Regions from separate parts of the Mus musculus genome. Here region 1 is linked to region 2. Evidence: chromatin contacts called from ENCODE Hi-C or POLR2A ChIA-PET data. All regions are on one chromosome and are shown on one strand. Each heading gives the region's core, a stretch centred on a gene start or an enhancer-like site at or near the end of the contact. The rest is flanking DNA. Distances are from core to core; before and after follow the strand shown. Region 1 holds the start of Pik3r3 (phosphoinositide-3-kinase regulatory subunit 3). Region 2 holds the start of 1700042G07Rik (RIKEN cDNA 1700042G07 gene).

Region 1 (5,773 bases), core at 2,033-4,532, 48 kb after region 2:
ATTCACTTTTTGGTGGTAAGATTGAATTATTGCAGTCTTAGGGTTACTATTGCTGTGATGAACCATCAGTATCAAAAGCAACTTGTGGAGGAAAGGGTTTCTTTTCCTCACAGTTCCTTAGAACGGTTCATCATCAAAAGCAGTGAGGGGAAGAATTCAAGCAGGATAGGAACCTGTAGGCAAGGACTGAAGCAGAAGCCATGGAGACGTGCTGATTATTGGCTTGCTCCCCCTGGCTTGCTTAGCCTGCTCTCTTATAGAACCAGGATCACCAATCCAGAGATGGCATCACCAACAATGGGCCGGGCCCTTTTACATCCACCACAAATGAATAGGATTCCCTACAGGCTTGCCTACAGGCCTATCTTATGAAAATGTTTGTGGTTGTTATTGTTTTGTTTTGTTTTTCTGAGCTAATGTTTCTCCGTGTGGTTCTAGCTGTCCTGGAACTCACTTTGTATACACCAGGCTGCCCTCCAACTCAGAGATCTACCTGCCTCTGCCTCTTGAGTACTGGGATTAAAGGTATGACCACCACTGGGGTGGCTTAAAGACATTTTTTTTTTAATTGAAGTTCCTTTCTCTATCCAGCACAATTGCTTGAATGCCGTGGATCAACCTTGATCATTAGACTTCTGCTGTGTTACCTTTTCACCCTGTCCTGATAAACCCTAGATATTGGTAAGGCCTGGGTGACTACTCTGTGTATCAGAAAGGGAAACCCATCACTAACTGGTCAAGCTCGGTCCAGGCAAAAGTTGCTGTGGAAACATGAAAAGCCATTATTATCTTTTCCACACTTTTGTCTCTTTAGTCTCATTTTCTTTGGGAATGCACAGGGAGGGACACCTGTGTATACCAACTTGCCCTTGACTGACTGCTCAGCCTTTTGAGTTATCTAATGTGAATACTTTTGGCACTCAGATATGGTGAAGTACAGACTGCTGGGAAGCCAGCCACAAATTAGAGTTGTTCTTCTAACATCTTCTACCTGAAGGAGCAGTTCAGGAGATTAAAATTAATGAGCCCTGCCCCAGAGCTGCTTAGCTTTTGAAATACATTTCAACTGAAGAGACAAAAGAAAGCATCTCCAGGATTCTAAAAGAATTCTAGTGTGCTTCTCTAATTTGTTTCCTTAGTGCTTTACCCTCTCTGTATTTTCTGAATTCTTGTCCTTTTACTTTGTATCCAGTTTGTACACATTTTGATTTTGACTGTTTCCTGGGCCTGTTTCAACTCAGTACACCCACATACACACACACACACACACACACACACACACACACACACACACACACACACACCCTCCCCCCCCCCCCCTTTTTTGTTTTTTTCCAGATAGGATTTCCTTGTGTAGACCTGGCTACCTTGGAACTAACTCTGTAGACTAGGCTGGCCTCAGACTTAGTTTTTGAACTCAAGAGATCTGCTTGCCTCTCTCTCTAGAGTGCTGGGTCTAAAGGAATGAGCCACCGTGACTGGCTTAACTCAGAGCACTTTTAAGAAAAGGTAGAACCCAGCTGGGCAGTGGTGGCGCATGTCTTTAATCCCAACACTTGGGAGATAGAGACAGGCGGATTTCTGAGTTTGAGGCCAGCCTGGTCTACAGGGTGAGTTCCAGGATAGCCAGGGCTACACAGAGAAATCCTGTTTCAACAAAACAAAGCAAAACAAAAACCAAACAAAAACAAACAAACAAAAAAACAAAACAAGAAAGGCAGAACCCTTTAGGAGGTAGAGGATTAAAAGTGGAGACCCTTCTAGAGGCCAGTCAATACACAGAGCTACTGAGGATAGGTTTTGCTCAAGCTTAAATCAGGTTGTCAACTCAAACACAATGGGCTTTGTTACTCCAGTGTAAAGAGGAAACAGCCGTTTTGGCCTCCTCAGACTGTATTGTATGGCAGGATGGCAATTCTAGGCACAGGTTAGCTATTCAGGGTTCCCCAGCAAGTTAATTAGCTGTTTCTGAAATGCATGAAAATGTTCAGCATTTTTTCTGAAGCAAGTCTCAGAACTTTAAGCTTGGAAGGAGGGACCTGTGTGTTAGGAAGTGGGAAACAGAAAAGCGCCTTTTTGGTAGGGGAATGCAACACCTGTGACTTACCACAGAAAACACACAGACACTGTAATTTAAAAAATCTATTTAATTCTTATTTCTTTATTTTCTGATTTGAGTACTAGAACTGGAGGGCTCGATGAGATGCCTCACTCTTTGCTTGAGCGTAACTATGGGTTCTAAAGTCCTTCAGTGTGAAGCGGAGTAGCGGGGGGGGGGGGGGATGACTCCCCAAGGAACATTCAAGGTTCAGGTACCCTCAGGGAGTGTGTGTGTGGGGGGGGTGGGGTGGGGGACGATGGGGATCTTGTCTGGACAGAGAGTCCTGCAAGTGGGCTTGGCGACCTTTGCTGTATCTGATGATTTAACACCGGGGTAGGGGAGGGCGAACGCAGCAAGGTGAAGAGGTTTGTGAGGAGGAACTCTGCCCAGAGACTTCCAATGGAGCAGAAGAGTGTGCGCCCCGCCAAGTGACAGCACGCCCCGCTGCCGCCGCTCCCCTCCCCCCGCAGCTAGTCTCCAGGCAGAAGAGTCTCGCGCCAGCCCGTTCTCCCCCTCGTCACTCGTCCGGGAGGACCGAGCCACAGCGGGAAGCCCCGCCAGTCTCCGGGCAGCTTGAGCCCCCGAGCGCTCGCCCAGCCTGTCAGTAACCGCCGTTTGCGCCTTCTTTCTTTCTCCACACCCCCTCTTCTTCCTCCTCTTTTCTTTTCCCCTCTGCCTTTGTCCCGCTTAGTAACTGAGGTCCGACCAATCGCCGCCTTACCGGCCGGCGCCGGCTATCTCCTGATTGGCTCGCTTGGGGCGCGCAGCCGTCTCCGCTCCTCAGCTGGAGCAGGGCAGACAAAAGACGCAGGCTCGGGCTCCGGCAACCGGGCTCAGCCAATCACCATCCGCCCCCCACTCTTGGAGGAGCTCGCGTGCGCCCGGCTCCGACTCCTGGCGAGCGGCCAGCGCCCGGACTGTACCATTCTGAGCGAGGCTAGGGGGTAATGGCAAAGTCTGATTAAAGTGTCGAGTCTCGCAGGCTGACGGGGAGAGTTAAAAGTCGAAGCGGAGGGTGGTGGCAGTCTTCATTTCTTAGGCACTTGACAATCTTTGCAGTTAAGGTGCAAAGGAGTGGAAAGGACAGTCGAGCTACCGGCTCTTCCTCCTGTCCTGCCCGGTTGGTTGGCGCCTCAGCGGGGGTGGCAAGGGGGGAGGGCGGGGGAGGAGGTCCCCTCAGCGCAGTTAAAATGAAACTCTAGTGGTTGGAGCCAGGGCAGAGCGTGAGGGGAGCCGGCGCTGTCGTGGTTACCTTTACTACTCGGGCACAGTCGAGCTGACTGGACTCTCCAAGGGGTCGCCATCCCGAAGCTGCGGAAGCTTGGGTTCCCAGCCTGACGCGAATAGAGCCCGAGTCCCAATCCCAGAGGGAATCGCTCTCCGCAGACCAGTGGGACCCCGAAACTTGAACGCAAACCCCCTTTTCAAGCCTTTGTCACTTCCCCAGCTTTCTCCCAACGCGTTCTTTTTTCCCCCTTCCTCTCCATTCTCTCTTCTCCGAAGGACACAAAAGTGGCTTCCGCTGAAAGATTAGGAGGCGGTGGGAGCTTTTCCCTTTGGAGAGCGATTGTGTAGGAAGGATTTTCGGGAAGCTGCTTTTTAACACCACTGCTCTTTGCTTTCCGAGCTTCCCTGTAACCCTCTGAGGTAAAAACCCCGTAGCTTGAAAGTTCGGGGTATTTTGTTGGGTGCTTTAGGAGGAGAGAAGAGGAGGACCTTGTCCTCATCCTAGTAGTTTGGCTGGACTTGTACTGGCCGTTGGAAACCCCCAAGTACATTTCCGTGTGGAACTTTTGCAAATATATATTTAGATTTTAAATATCAGATAAAAGATATATATGCTTTTTATATATTTCCCGACGACCTGCCCCTGACAGCGCGATGTACAATACGGTGTGGAGTATGGACCGCGATGACGCAGACTGGAGGGAGGTGATGATGCCCTATTCGACAGAACTGATATTTTATATTGAAATGGATCCTCCAGGTATTTGAGAGCAAACTTGTTATTTTTATTATTTTTTAAAATTTTTGGATGGGTCTGATTTGTGCTTAACAAAACCCCGGTGACGTTTTCAGGCCAGAAGTATTCTTGGGTGCGCCAGGTTCGGGATGAGGGGTAGATTGCAGTTATAGCTGCAGTAAAACTGCTCTGGCTTACACCTTTAAAGTTTGCAGTTAGGACCCTGATCCCATTGTCCTGAGGGGGTGGGGGCGGGGGGACTGGAGTGGGAGGAAAGACCCGTTTTGGTTTGGCCTTTGCATGTCATTCAGGGTTTTGACGGCCCTCCACTTTTTTTTTTTTTTTTAATCAAGATTTCTGCTGGCAAGGGATGTATTATAATCCATGCTTGAAGAATTTCCCTTTGTGGCGATTCCTTAAAGCTTATACTTTAGTGCAGTTATCTGCTATGGTTCGTTGTTATTTTACCTTGGTTAACTTTAGAAACTGAGTTGCCTTTGTGATTATTCATTTTGAGACTCCGTGCTTCTCTCATAGAAACCAAATGCCGGTTAGTGATTTTCAGGGATTGTGCGTTCTTATTCATTCATGGCCTTAGTCTGAGGCTTTTTTTCTCCTATGCATATAGTTTCTTAGGTCTGCATGTAGTATTTTACTACTCGTTAATTAATTTATGGTGATTTAACTTAATTTGGGGGGTAGAATTGATATAATTTCGACTCTTAAAAATAAAGAATCTTTCTCTTTCCCGTGAATGGGATATATACATATCTGTGATAGGTTTCTATATATGTACATGTGAATTGTACATATAAATATATTTTTATTTGAGGACTTTGAGGCCACTAGAGTTATTTTGTGTTTCTCACAGTGAAGGAGAAAACAAAACAAAACAAAGTTTTTTTGTTCTTTAAAGTGTGCCTCATTTTATGGTTATTATAGCTGTCAGATATTCAAACCCTCTTTGCATTTATAGATGGTGCTTTATGTAATGATTTTAAATAAGCAGAGGGCCTTTGTGATTCTTTGTTTTTAATTGAGGATAAATTGGTTGCCTTTTAAACTGTGTTATAGTTAACCTACAGAATAAAGTGTTTCTCATTAGAGAACCTTGCTTTTTATAAGACTATATATTTTTGGAAACATTTGAAAGGAATGGAGTCCATGCAAGTATAATGGAGTATAAATGTCTTGTAGAAGGTAGTAGCAATTATTTTTGCATCCTTGTGAGTGGCAAATTATCTTCTTTAAAAATTAGTGATAGTGTTAAATGGTGCCTTAGAAAGTAATAACAGTATTGAATGACCCTTTTCGGAAATTAGAAAGTAATAACAGTATTGAATGACCCTTTTCGGAAAACTCCTAGTGACCACCAAGAGTTTTTCTCTTTTCCTTTGTCTTAGTACTGTCTCCGTTTACTTTTGTGATTGTGGTGTGATCCACACGAAGCTCTCCAGTGTTTATAAAGTTTGCGAGATTTGCCACTGTCTATTGTGTGTTTTCCCTTTGTTTCCCCCAATGGTAAAGCAGAGCCTCTGTGACATACATTTGTCATTCATGTGTTCAGAAATCCAGGACATCACTGGTCTCTCTCCTGTAAAGAGTGAATAATGCTATATATCTGATTTGTAAGAATTATATATTCACATTGCCTTAGAATCATGCTGGGTCATAGAGTATCTTGCCTTCCAGACGTACAAAGGGGATTT
Region 2 (5,771 bases), core at 2,746-5,245:
TCTTAGCTGTGTGGGCCCTGGGGATTTTTATTTGTTTATTTATTTGTTTTTATTTTTGTTCTTTCAAGACAGGGTCTCACTATGTACCTCTGGCTGTCGTGGTGCTATGTACGACAGGCTGGCTCAAACCTACAGAGATCGCCTGCCTCTGACTCCCAAATGCTGGGATTCTTTAATCCCATGTGTGTCACTGTGCCTGGCCATTTTTTTATTTATTTATTCATTTATTTACTTATTTATTTTAAAGATTTATTTATTTATTATATGCTTTAAGTACACTGTAGCTGTCTTCAGACACTCCAGAAGAAGGCGCCAGATCTCATTACGGATGGTTGTGAGCCACCATGTGGTTGCTGGGATTTGAACTCAGGACCTTCAGAAGAGCAGTCAGTGCTCTTAACCGCTGAGCCATCTCTCCAGCCCCATTTTATTTATTTTTAAATTTAAATTGTATTTAACATGTATGAATGTTTTGTGTGCATGTGTGTCTGTTCTGTGCACCCTGTCCAGAGGCTAGAAGAAAAGAGATCTCCTAGAAATACAGTTACAGACAGGAATCCTGTAAGTGTTGGAAATCAAACTGGGTCCTCTGGAAGAGCAGCAAGTGCTCTTAATGGTTGAGCCAACTTTCCAGCCCCTATTTATTTATTTATTTATTTATCCTGTGTGGGGGGGGTTGGGGGTGGGGGGAGGAGGGGTCTATATTGACCTGGCTGTTCTGGAGCTCCTGACTTGCCTTGAACTCAGAAACCTGCCTGATCCTGTCTCCAGAGTGCTGGGATCATAAGTGTGAGCCACCAACCTGGCTTTATTTCTTTCGAGAAGAGGTCTCACTCTGTAGTTCCAGACTTGCCTCAAACTTGGACAGCTGAAGCAGGACTGTGTCAAGCGCTAGGATTGCAGTTGTGAAACGCCACACCCAACTAACTAGAATTCTTGGTCGTCCTGCCTCAGCCTCCCTAATGCTAGAGTTCCAGGTATGTGTCATCCCACCCCACTACTCTGCCGAGATTTGTTTTTCTGTCTCCGTTTCCTGGTCTGTGTAAGAGAGTAGTTGACTCAGAACAAGGAGCACTAAGAGGTCAGAGCAGAGAGCACTACTAGCGTGATTATGGGATGGATTTAGGGGAGGGATGATGATGGGAGAGAGATGGTATGTGTGTGTCCTGCTAGGGACAGCACCCAGGGCTTTGCACACCAGAGACAAATGCCCTGTCGCTTGAGCTACGTTCCCTGACTTGAGGAAGTGGATTGATTTTTATGACTACTTTTGTTTTCTTGAGAAACGGAGTCACCATGGAACCCTGGCTTGTGTAGGACTCACTATGTAGCCTCAGTTGACCTTGAACTTGCAATGGTCTTTCTTCTACCTCTACCTCACAAAGTGGGGGAATTTCTGGCTTGTGCCACTACACCCAAAGAAGTGGGTTTTTATTTGTGTTGGTGAGTGCGTGTGTGTTCATGTGTGTGTGTGTGTTTATTCACATGTATGCAGGTGCCTACAGAGGTCAAAAGAAAGTATCACCTGGAGGTGCTGGGTGTCTCCTGCAAGAGCAGTAAGCATTCCTAACTGCTGAACCATCTCTCTAGCCCGGAAGTGGATTTTTTAGTTTGTTGTTTTTGATTGGAAGGAGGCAACTGTAGAGACAGAGAAAGCAGATAATATTACAGGTAATAAGCCAGTGGGACATGCCTGTATTAGCAGCTACTCTGGAGGCTGAGGCAAGAAGATCTTTTGATCCTACAAGCTTAAAACCCTTCTGGCCAAGAGGTGGTAAGATCCCATCTCAAAACTGAAACAAATGGGCAGAGCTTGGTGGTCAGTACCCATTATCCCAGCACTCAGGAGGCAAGGGCATGTGGATCTCTGAGGTCCAGCCAGTCAGAGCCATTCCAAACTATACTATAAAGCTTGCCTTAAATGTGCAACATGCTTTGGATTTTTTGTTTTGTTTTTTTGCACAACAAAACTATAAAATAGACTTTTGTTTTTTTTGTCTGTTTGCTCTAAGTTGTTTTTGTCTGCTTATTTGGTTGGGTTGGGATTTTTGTGATTGTAGGTCCCACATAGGCCATCCACTGACTCTATGAAGCTAAAGATGACCTCAAACTCTTGAAGCTGTTGGCTCCCACCTCCACATGGGTTTTAGGTGGGATTATAGGTGTATATTGCCACCATTTTAGACTTTCTTTTTAATCCATATTTTCTTTTTTTTTTCTTTTCTTTTTTTTTTCTAAACAGGGTTTCTCTGTGTAGCCCTGGCTGTCCTGGAACTCACTCTGTAGACCAGGCTGGCCTGGAACTCAGAAATCCGCCTGCCTCTGCCTCCTGAGTAGGCGTGTGCCACCACGTCCGGCTAATCCATATTTTAAATACAGGGAAAAAAACAGAAGCCCAGAAAGCCAAAGGACCTGTTAGGGTCACATAACTTGTGACTGGTAGAGCCAGAACTCAACCTGTCAGTCTACCCTAGACACTAATGGAATCTCTAAGGAGGCAGGCAAGTGACGTCCATGAAGATCCGGGATGGAGACTTTGGCCCAGAGCCTGAATAAGGACAGAGGCTCACAGGAATAGTGGCTAAAAGTTAAGGAAGTCAAAGTAGGGCATGGTGAGGCCCCAAGGTGCAGGAAGGATGACAGAAGAGAGACAGAGGCCTAAGGTGTGGAGAAACTGGCAAATCCAAATCCTCGGCTTCTTGGAGGGCAGGGTGACACTGTCATTCCTGTAGGCCTCCCACAAGACCCGGGAAGCCAGGGTTAGAGCCTCTTCCCCGTCATCCACAGGGCTTTCTCTTTCATCTCAGGAAGAACCCTGGGAGTTCACATTCTTCTATGTCCTGGTCGTTAACGAATATCCTGAATAAACAAATAATGAGCCTAGAGCAGCAAAAGATGGACGTGACCACTCTGGGCTTCAGACCCTCACTGCCTCTGATTCTGCGGCTACGCCTCACCAAAGCGGTTTCCTTACACTGTTAAGCTTCGTTATTTAGCGTCCGTATCCTTGGGTTCACCCAGTCGCTACATTCATCCAGAGTCACAAGACCAAGTCGGTGTCACTTTTGCAATTACGCACAGAGCATGTGCACAGAGGTAAAGGATCTGAGTGCCTAACATACACTTCTAGCTGAGGTCTGTGCAGTAGGACTTCCTGTCCTCACGAACGATTTAGCTCTTATAAACCAATGCTTTCCCAGGAGGCTAATTACGATCAATATTTTGCATTCGATTTCTTAAGGTTTTTTTTTGTTTTGTTTTGGGTGTTGTTGTTGGTGGTGATGATGATGATGATGAAGGTGCTGGTCCAAATAGCCCCAGCTGTGCTGAATATTATCTAATTCACACAAGAAAGCTGTGGTATACTTTAGAGGAAATGTTTGTGTTAAATACCCCACTTTCCCTTGGTGCTTCTGCCCCCCTTTTTTGTTTTATTTTGTTGAGACAGGGTTTCTCTGTATAGCCTTGACTGTCCTGGACCTCACTCCATAGGCCAGGCTGGCCTCGAACTCAGAGATCCACCTGCCTCTGCCTCCCAAGTGCTGGGATTAAAGGCCTGTGCTACTACACCTTGCTTTAGTATTTGTTAACTCAGTGTTTAGGGTGACTTAGTAAACTTCCCACTACTGCGAAGACTGAGTATTGACATCTATAAATAAGATTAACATTAGAATCTCTGCATAGGTCTGTCGTAGGATTCAATGAAATCATATTTGTGAAGTACTTAGCTTAGTATCTGGCACACAGCAGGTACTCAGTAAACGTTCTTAGTATTGTTAATGTGGGCGAGTTTAAACAAAAGTAATTTGTTTCCATCTGCCAAAGTTCCTTTCACCAAGGGATCTTGCTGTGGTTGCTGGGCTCTTGGGCTAGGCTTCTTGAACTGATTGTGAGGAAGTCTGAGCTATGGTTGGGTGGGGGATGGGACAAACCTGTAACAAAGAGCACCACCCTTAGGCAGGCTTCATATGTCATAGAGATTCAGTGCTTGGCCAGCAGAACCCCTCAGGAGCTCCCTGTAGCCATGGGGCCTTCTCAGCTTGTTCGAGCCCCTCGGCCTCCGGGCTTGACTTCTCCCTACCGAAGGCCAGGGATGGGTGGGCCCAGGCGCCGGTGTCCCAGTATGTTCAAGTGTAGCCGCAGGACATACCGGCAGAAACCCCGAGGCCCAACTGCCACCAATCCTGCCTCTGAGGCCACAAACATCAGTGACACGGACACTACCACCAGTGTATTGATTCTGTCACCTCGAGGTTAGTGGGGAAGTATGGAGGTGGAGAATCTGTGACTTAGTGTCCTGCTTTTGCACTGTAAGGACAACCTGTGAAAGTCTACCCTGAGAGCACACATCCTCAGATGACAAGAGAGCTTCAGTGGACAATGTCAGCCCTGGAACTGAGATGGAAGGCCTGGGGGGAGGTTGGGAGGGGTGAGCCCAAGGGGCCAGTGGGGTTTTCACAAATGCCTATTTTTCTTTGTGTGCGTGTACATATATGCATGTGTGCATGTATGTGTAAGCCAAAGGACATCTGCCTTTTCTGGCGACACTAGCCTAGACTTTAAGTAGGTCAGGCTGGCTAACAGGAGGGGTCCATGTGTCTCTGCCTCCACATTGCTGGCATTGATCAGCGTGTACCACCATGCCCAGCTTTTTCATCCGGGTTCTGGATTGACTTGGATCCTTAAAAGACTAACACTTTACTGTGCTACCTGTCAGCCTCCACATATGGTCTTGTTTTTGTTTGTTTGTTTTTTTAAATACCCTTCCTTCTTTTTTCTTTCTCCAGTTCTCAGATTTCTCTGTCAACCTGGGGGCTTTCTGGTCCTCTAGAAATGCCCAGAAGCTCGGCCTGCACTTGACCTGCTGCTCCAGAGGCTGTTGATGGTAGACAGCAAATACAACCATTCTGCTTAAGCTGTCTTACCCCATTCTGAAGTGCTCCAACTATGCGGGACATGAGGGCAGGGTTGGAGGTGGATCCACTTAGGGACAAAACTTAAGAGACAGCAGCAAGGATCACTGTGGACCACAGTGAAGTAGAGGAACGGTACAAGGTCAGCCAGACAAACCCATCTTTGTCCTCAGCATTTTGATCTGCCCTGTGATAAGGGGCTCTCCTGCCTGACACTCCCATGGGCACAAGGCGTCTTGGAAAGAATAAGAAGGCACAGATAAGAGACCGGATGAAAGACAGAACCCCAGGAGTGCTCTAGAATGAGGTACGCTGGTGCTAGTCAGTGTGTAGGTGTGGCTGCTAGCTGTGACAGAATGGGAACATTATGGCACATGTGGCTAGTGTGCCTTTATGACCAAATATGCTTCAGCTGTCAGCTGTGAGAGTCCAGGAGTGCTCATGAGGGCAGAGGCAAACCGTAATAGCATTGGCTCAGCTGAGAATGAAGGTCAGGAGGGGGAGGGGGCAGCCTGCAGGAAAAGGGGTGTTCAGAATGGTTAGTGTATGAGGAGGACATGTCACCTTCAGCATCCCCACCATCACCACCCCCACCCCACCCCCAGCCATCCTCTGAGGTCAGCGTTTTCCAGGACTGCCAGCTGAGCTGGGGCACTTGGGGGTGGGGCAAGACTGAGTTTGAGCCCAGGAAAAGGGGAGGGTGTTGCACTCTGTCTGGCCTGGGGATTTTCCATTTGGATTTCTGAATGCATGCCCATGTGACATCGGGTTTAAATAGGTTTCCATGAGGTTGTGTCTAGTGGTAGGAACATTGTGAGGGTCTTTGTCTCTAAAGTGTTGATTTTTTTCATGGGCTAG

Evidence for each region. Hi-C counts contacts between places; a loop is a spot of excess contacts on that map. ChIA-PET counts read pairs that join two places held with the same protein, here RNA polymerase II (POLR2A).
Region 1: a map of heart shows a loop between it and region 2 (6-fold over the local background). The contact joins the promoter of Pik3r3 here to the promoter of 1700042G07Rik in region 2. A Hi-C loop is called at or near these places in 14 of 37 maps with a recorded cell type or tissue (adrenal gland, gastrocnemius, heart and 2 more). POLR2A ChIA-PET finds 5 or more read pairs at or near these places in 4 of 5 experiments (Patski and embryonic stem cell).

Annotation. Positions count from the first base shown.
Region 1 is chr4:116,218,326-116,224,098 of GRCm38, forward strand. It overlaps Pik3r3 (phosphoinositide-3-kinase regulatory subunit 3), which reads left to right and starts at 3,283. Exons shown (of 10, transcript NM_181585.6): 1 at 3,283-4,088. The coding sequence starts at 3,983.
Region 2 is chr4:116,169,377-116,175,147 of GRCm38, forward strand. It overlaps 1700042G07Rik (RIKEN cDNA 1700042G07 gene), which reads left to right and starts at 3,996. Exons shown (of 2, transcript NM_001099295.2): 1 at 3,996-4,253; 2 at 4,788-4,921. The coding sequence starts at 4,025. The coding sequence ends at 4,831.